2 separate regions of the Homo sapiens genome follow, and region 2 is linked to region 1. Evidence: chromatin contacts called from ENCODE Hi-C or POLR2A ChIA-PET data. All regions are on one chromosome and are shown on one strand. Each heading gives the region's core, a stretch centred on a gene start or an enhancer-like site at or near the end of the contact. The rest is flanking DNA. Distances are from core to core; before and after follow the strand shown. Region 1 overlaps POLR3A (RNA polymerase III subunit A). Region 2 has its middle 12 kb from the start of RPS24.

The links. A loop is a pair of places that touch in the nucleus more often than their neighbours do. ChIA-PET counts read pairs that join two places held with the same protein, here RNA polymerase II (POLR2A). Pooled maps may share reads with other maps.
Region 2: POLR2A ChIA-PET joins it to region 1 with 10 read pairs in A673. The contact joins two enhancer-like sites. A Hi-C loop is called at or near these places in 2 of 168 maps with a recorded cell type or tissue (PC-3 and cardiac septum) and 1 of 50 pooled maps. POLR2A ChIA-PET finds 5 or more read pairs at or near these places in 5 of 52 experiments (A673, K562, PC-3 and 2 more).

The regions. Positions count from the first base shown.
Region 1 is chr10:77,981,548-77,985,154 of GRCh38, forward strand. POLR3A (RNA polymerase III subunit A) reads right to left here. Exons shown (of 31, transcript NM_007055.4): 25 at 2,658-2,751; 26 at 2,373-2,465; 27 at 1,106-1,270; 28 at 607-771; 29 at 1-12. Among named protein-coding and RNA genes, the nearest start is that of POLR3A, 46 kb to the right of the region's middle. RefSeq lists an enhancer at 2,507-3,607. Within about 2 kb of position 2,358, at least 3 of the 41 ENCODE cell types and tissues checked have a DNase peak (open chromatin) inside an H3K27ac peak, as active enhancers do.
Region 2 is chr10:78,044,363-78,048,108 of GRCh38, forward strand. It overlaps a transcript of RPS24 not described here. Among named protein-coding and RNA genes, the nearest start is that of RPS24, 12 kb to the left of the region's middle. RefSeq lists an enhancer at 3,208-3,267. Within about 2 kb of position 1,294, at least 2 of the 41 ENCODE cell types and tissues checked have a DNase peak (open chromatin) inside an H3K27ac peak, as active enhancers do.

The DNA of each region.
Region 1 (3,607 bases), core at 1,108-3,607:
AGTTTTCTCCACCTACAGAGAGCCAGTAATGAGCAGAAGCAGCCCCTTCCGGGAGGCCACTGCAAATTCTCTCCACTTTCTCCTCTGCCCTGCAGTTTCAAAGCAAACCCTGTGCCGTTTTCCAGAAATGGATTGCTGGGCAATTTTCAGTTGCAGACCCACGGCAAATGGGATGGTCAGAGAAGTATGCTGGGAGGCCGGGCACAGTGGCTCATGCCTGTAATCCCAGCACTTTGGGAGGCCGAGGCGGGCGGATCATGAGGTCAGGAGATCGAGACCATCCTGGCTAACATGGTGAAACCCCATTTCTACTAAAAATACAAAAAAAAAAAAAAAAAAAAATTAGCCGGGCGTGGTGGTGGGTGCCTGTAGTCCCAGCTACTCGGGAGGCTGAGGCAGGAGAATGGCGTGAACCCGGGAGGCAGAGCTTGCAGTGAGCAGAGATCACGCCACTGCACTCCAGCCTGGGCAACAGAGCAAGACTCCATCTCAAAAAAAAAAAAAAAAAAAAAAAAAAAAGAAGTATACTGGGAATCAGTGGAAGGCCTGCAGATGGCACAAGGAAGACAGCCTAACCCTAAGGCGACCCCGTGGGCTGAGTGGTACCTCATAGGTGTTATTGGAGGTGGTTCGGGTGCCCTTCACACCGTGTGTGGCCATGACTGCCCGCAGGTTATCACCTTCCACCAGAAGCTTGTACTTCTCCTTTCCACTCTGCTCGTCAATGTGGATGACAGCTCTGGACACCTCTGGAATGCCCTGCACCACCACCTGGATTCAGAGACAGAGAAAGCTGTGAGGACGGGGTGAGCCATGCCCTGGGCTGATCACCTTGATCACCCCAGCTTTCAGCAGTGGTCATCTGTTAACACACTAGAGCTAGTTTTAGGGATAAGGGAGAACAGAAGTTGTTCAGGGGACTGCACCTCATCCTAACATCAGTTTTTTGATAGAACAGAGAGGAATCTAACAGACTAACTCCTTGGGGATAAGGCCAAGAAGAAATTAAGAAATCGGACTAAGTGACAAAGCCCTTAGGTCCCAGCCCTGGGTGTCACACCACAGGGAGATGCTGGGTCTCCATGAGAAGCGACTTCTGTTTCACCTTGGGGAGATCCTCTTTCAGGAACTGCAGCACGTAGTACATGGAGCTCTTGCTGTTCTCTCTGGGGGTGACACACACCACAGCCTCACCATGAACAGCCACATCACCGGGCTTCACACGGAGCTTGGATGTGCAGATGGAATATCTCACTGTCTCAGCGTTCACCTGCAACATGGCCAGGTGTAGGTGTTACTGATTCCAGTGTTGTTCTTCGTTTATTTCATTGTTGCCCCTCTAAGAAGTCCTTTTAGTCAGGTTTGTTCTAAGCACCCCCCACCCGCACCATGAAATTAATACCATAAATATGCTACATATGTTTTATGTACTATATGTGTATATATATCTATGCTTTATTCATAAAAAGAGTAGTTTTTTTCACCCACGACAAAATATTTGCCCTTGAAAATTCATGCTCAGTTCATGGCAACACACGCAGCCTCTGTGGGAAGCTCTAGGGAGGCTGGAGGTTGGAGGCCAGGCTAATTAAAAGCTTCCGTGGGGCCTCCCCTTTACCTGACACTTTCACAATGGTTCATGTGCTACGTTCCTGGATACAACTCATCTCTTCTGCAAAGGAGCCACAAGGCAGGCAGCAAGAGACAGGCTAGAGAAATCCCCAAACTGGAGAGCAGGTTGCTGCATTTGAGTCAACTGTTATATGGGTAACATATGAACTTGATGCGTGAGAGAACGAGCTGACAGAATGTGTTTTAAGGGCTAGTACAGCTTTAACTACCCGAGAGAAAGAAGAGGGTGTCGGGAAGTTACTCAGTTTGTACCCCAAGTTGGTCTGTTTGTGAGAAAGGCTGATCATCTTTCAACTGTTGCCTATTACCCATGCATGCCAGTTTAAGAAGCCAGGTTAATCTCCCCATCTAAACACATTTACTGAACTTCCTAGGCTAGCTGCCATGCTGGGCGCTGGGGATCCACAGATGAGTAAGACACAGCCAGCCCTAGGGTCCTTCCAGACACTGGGAAGAGGGACAACAAGACCACTTATCATAATACCGTGTCACAGTGAACTGGTATTGCGGTCTGCACAAAATTTCAACTAATTTTCTGTGTGTCTTTAGATGGGTATATTTGTATCAAGGTCAGGTTTAGAAAGAAAATGTGAGGGGACAACAGAATCACAAAAACCAGAAACCACACAGAAGGTTCTGCAATGCTTCCTCTGTCTTGCTTAGCTCTTGCCCTAGTTTATCAGTACCTATCTTGGGACTAACAGGATGACTTCCTCTCTACATTTAATTATGTGACTCACTTCCAGTCTCAGAAGCCTAATCCGTTCCAGGGAGAGCTTGACGAGAATAAAGCAGTCATCAGGAAGAAACACTTCTTCAATATACTCGGAAATCTGGAGTGTCAAAAGATCAGACTGTTAATCAGCCGCTTTCCCCTTTCCTAAGAGCACACGACTGCTTGCTTTTTTGAAGAGCTTGAGTAGTGTGGACGCCACAGGCTGGTCAATAGATGGCAGCTGATTTTTACACTTCCTTGCAACATTGCTGAGCTAGTTTTCTTGTTATCAATAGGGATTTCTTCTTACCTCTCCCAAGAGGGTTTTCTCAATTCTCCCTTTCACGAGGCGAGCATAATCCGCGTCGTCATCCTTGTCTAGCTGTGCTGTGATAATTGGAGTGCTGTTGAGAAGCAAAGGAAAAATGGCACTAGCACAAGGGAGGAGGCTGTTTGAGGACTACTGCTTTGTTAAACCCAAGTGCTATTTAGAATCATAATGTTACTAGCAACCCCAGTTTACTGAGCAAGCTCTGCCTCCCAGGTTCATGCCATTCTCCTGCCTCAGCCTCTGGAGTAGCTGGGACTACAGGCGCTCGCCACCACGCCCAGCTAATTTTTTGTATTTTTAGTAGAGACGGGGTTTCACCATGTTAGCCAGGATGTCTTGATCTCCTGACCTCGTGATCTGCCCGCCTCAGCCTCCCAAAGTGCTGGGATTACAGGCGTGAGCCATTGCGCCCAGCCGACTATCTTTCATTCAATGCTACGTATTATCATTTTGTTAAATATAGGTCATAGGTAAAAATCATTATTTTTGTCATCGAAGGCATTGTAATACATTTCTATTTCTTCTAGCCTTAGATCAACTAGAAATCCCATCATGAAATCACCAGGGGCTCACAGAATATGACCACAGGGCAAGTGGCAGACATTTCAGTCAGGCCTAGTTAGGCTGGAATAATGACATCAAAAGGATGAAATCTCCACTGACACATTGCTCCAATTTTTCCAGTCATTTTAAACATTTTCTCTCTTCATGTTACTTGTGGCCATAACAAAACCATTGCTTCTATTTTGACTGTATCCAGTTTAGACTTTTTCTTGAGTGGCTTTTTTAAAAACCAAAATAGGATTAACACAGCAAGCATGCCACCCAGAGTTTAAGACACAGTCCTATGAGGATATCACACATATGCATGTGACACGGGGATCATTGTTTCTCAGGAAACAGGACAGGCATGTGTGGAACAAGAAGGA
Region 2 (3,746 bases), core at 44-2,543, 62 kb after region 1:
GGTGGGAGCAGAGTGGGTAGGTAGGCATTCTCTTGAATCAACAAGATGGAAGGCCCTACATGACTGATGCCTTTGAGCAGAGTTTTGCACAATGCATTTCTGGTGGGAGATACTCCATTTCAAAAATAGTCTTCAGGTTGGCTGCTAGAGCACAGAAGTATGACACCTGACTCATTTGTGCTGGCAGAGAGGCTCTCCTGGGTTTTAGAGCTTTGTGAACACACCTCCATACATTAATCCAACTGTCCTTCCCCATCCACTCACCCTTGAACTTCCCGCATGCCAGATGTTGAGGGGAGGCAGAAATGAGACCTGCCTCCCAGTGCCCACAGTCTGGATGAGAGGGTACAGGTGAGGTCCTGGTAAGAAACGAAGCTGGAGAGGTCAGCGGAGAATAAATCAGGGAGGATCTTGTATGCCAAGCTAAGGATTTCACTTGTTCAGTGTTTTGGTTAAAGAAAATAAAACGTTGGAGAATTAGATGTTCTGCAGTGGATTGTGTGTTCTTTTCACATGCCGAGTTCCTCCACACAGGAAATACTTTGGCAACGCTCTGGCTGCTCATCATGCATATTGGAGAGGGAATTTATGTAGAAGGTTATGGGTCGATGAGATGGCATCCAAGTATTTATCGTATTTTTTTGAGATGGAGTTTCACTCTTGTTGCCCCGGCTGGAGTGCAATGGCACGACCTCAGCTCACTGCAACCTCCGCCTCCTGGGTTCAAGCAATTCTCTGCCTCAGCTTCCCGAGTAGCTGGGATTACAGGCATGTGCCACCATACCTGGCTAATTTTGTATTTTGTAGTAGAGACGGAGTTTTTCCATGTTGGTCAGGCTGGTCTTGAACTCCTGACCTCAGGTGATCTGCCCACCCCGCCTCCCAAAGTGCTGGGATTACCGTCGTGAGGCACCGCGCCTGGCCCCAAGTATTAATAACTCGGAAAAAGGGACCAGATCAGGAATCAGGAGTCACAGTTCCTGATCTCCACTCAGCTTACAATCAGCTGGGGCCATGGATGGGCAAAAGACTTCCCTTTTCTGGGCTTCTATTTCCCTCCCTGTGTCTGTCTGCTATCCGGGCTAGATGAGTAATTCCGAAACCTGGCAGGTGGGGGCTTTCTTTTTTTCTTTTTGTGAGATGGAGTGTTGCTTTGTCACCCAGGCTGGGGTGCAGTGGCACTGTTTTGGCTCACTGCAACCTCTGCCTCCTGAGTTCAAGCGATTCTCCTGCCTCAGTCTTCTGAGTAGCTGGAACTACAGGCGCCTGCCACCATGCTTGGGTAATTTTTTGTATTTTTAGTAGAGATGGGGTTTCACCATGTTGGCCAGGCTGGGGGCTTGTTAAAAATACAAATGCTGGCTGGGTGTGGTGGCTTATACCTGTAATCCCGGCACTTTGGGAGGCTGAGGCGGGTGGATCACTTGACGTCAGGAGTTCGAGACCAGCCTGGCCAACATGGTGAAACATCTCTACTAAAAATACAAAAATTAGCTGGGCGTGGTGGTGCGTGCCTGTAATCTCAATTACTCAGGAGGTGGAGGCACGAGAATTGCTTGAACCCAGGAGGCGGAGGTTGCAGTGAGCCGAGACCATGCCACTGCACTCCAGCCTGGGTGACAGAGCGAGGCTCTGTCTCAAAAACAACAAATGCCCAGCCTCTTGCCCCAGTTTTCAGAGTTAGTAGATCTGGGTAGCGCCCAAGCACCTGATGTTTTAATAGCTTCCCAGGTGAGGCTGCTTCAGGAAACTGGACTGAAGCTTCCCAGGTGAGCTCAGGCTTGGGAAGCTGGACTGAAGTTTCTCTAAGATCCGTTCTGCCTCTGAGAATTCTGTCTCTAATGGGAATACTGTCTCTGCCCTCAAGAAGCTGGCAGATGAACAGTAATACTATTGCTAATTAATGACCACAGAATAGCTAACATTTATTGTTTACCATGTGCCAGGTACTGAGCTAAGTCTTGCACAAATTATCTCATTTACCTTTTTTTTTTTTTTTTTTTGAGAATGAGTCTCGCTCTGTCACCCAGGCTGGAGCTCTGGATTGCACCAGTGGCGCAATCTCAGCTCACTGCAACCTCCACCTTCTGGGTTCAAGTGATTCTCCTGCCTCAGCCTCCATAGTAGCTGGGATTACAGGTGTGTACCACCACACCTGGCTAATTTTTGTATAGTAGAGACAGGGTTTCTCCATGTTGGCCAGGCTGGTCTTGAACTCCAGACCTCAGGTGACCCACCTGCCTCAGCCTCCCAAAGTGCTGGGATTACAGGCATGATCCACTGCACCTGGCCTCATTTACCTGCACTCGGAGGGAAGTACTATTACCCCCATTTTATAGATGAGGAAATTGAGGCTCAAAGAGGTTAAGGAACTTGGTTAAAGTTACACAACTATGGCATCCTATGATAAGCCTGGGGGCATTTGTGGAACATCTTGCCAAGGAGCTAGAAATGGTCCTGAGCCTTAAATGGGTGGAGGTGATTAGCTGAGGCAGCGATTCTCCAGGTGTGGTCCTGGACAGCAGCAGCAGTGTCACCAGGGAACTTGCTAGAAATTCAATTTCTTGGGCTCCACCCTAGAATTACTGAATCAGAAGCTGTGGGTGGGGCCAGGTAACCTGTTTTTTTTTTTGAGTTGCCCAGGCTGGAGTGCAGTGGCGTGATCTTGCTTCACTGCAACCTCCGCCTCCTGGGTGCGATTCTCCACCTCAGCTTCCTGAGTAGCTGGGACTACTGGTGCCTGCCACCACGCCTGGCTAATTTTTTTTTTTTTTGTACTTTTTAGTAGAGATGGGATTTCACCATGTTGGTCTGGCTGGTCTTGAACTCCTGACGTCAGGTGATCCGCTGGCCTCGGCCTCCAAAAGTGCTGGGATTATAGGTGTGAGCCACCGCGTCCAGCCAGAACCTGTGTTTTGATAAGCTCTCCAGGTGATTCAGATGCATGCTAAAGTTTGAGAACCACTGAGCTTAGGGAAGGGGAGGATATTCCAGAGGGGGACAGCTGTGGAGACCCGGTAGGACAGTGCTGTAGACTGCCCCATCCCTGCCTTTTCACTTGGTGAAATAAAGACGTGTGATGCACTATGCAGACTCCCACAAGGGGGCACTGTGGGCACAGACGTGGAAGCGGTCTGCTTTGTTGTCAAGACCGCTACCCTTGTGGAAGCATGAAAAAAGCTTGATGCCAGATCAACTGGAGAGGTCACTCTTTCTTCTCAGAGAAGGTCTAATGGGGGTGGTAATCTTGTTTATAGGATTCGGCCCTCGTAGGGAAGCTGAACCTGGAGGGCTTTCTGCTGTTCATATGTGCATGGTGATGTCTACCCATCCGTGCTGCGAGGTCTCTGCAGATCCTGTGCAAACAGCATTCCCCCTTTTGTAGCTGCCCAGCCAGGCAGCTTGCGGTTTCTATTGGGGGAGGTGGGGGCCGAAGGCTGGGAACCCCAGCAGCCCGATTCTGCTTCAGCCTTCTGCCTACAGTGCTATGCCTCTGTCCTATTCTTTGACAAGCATGGGTCCGGGGCCACAGTGCTGGGTCCAAGACCTGTTTTCAAGCCTTAGCTCTGCCCCACCACACTTTAAGATCTCTGGCAAGACCCCTTTCTCCTCTGGGTCTCAGTTTCCTACACTGTAGGATGAGAGAGTGGTGCTGAGAAAGTGGCTGTCAACATCTCTTTCCACTATAAAATTCTGCCCTGGGAGTTGAGGAAGAGACTGCCTTGTGCTTTTCAAGGACCTCGGAT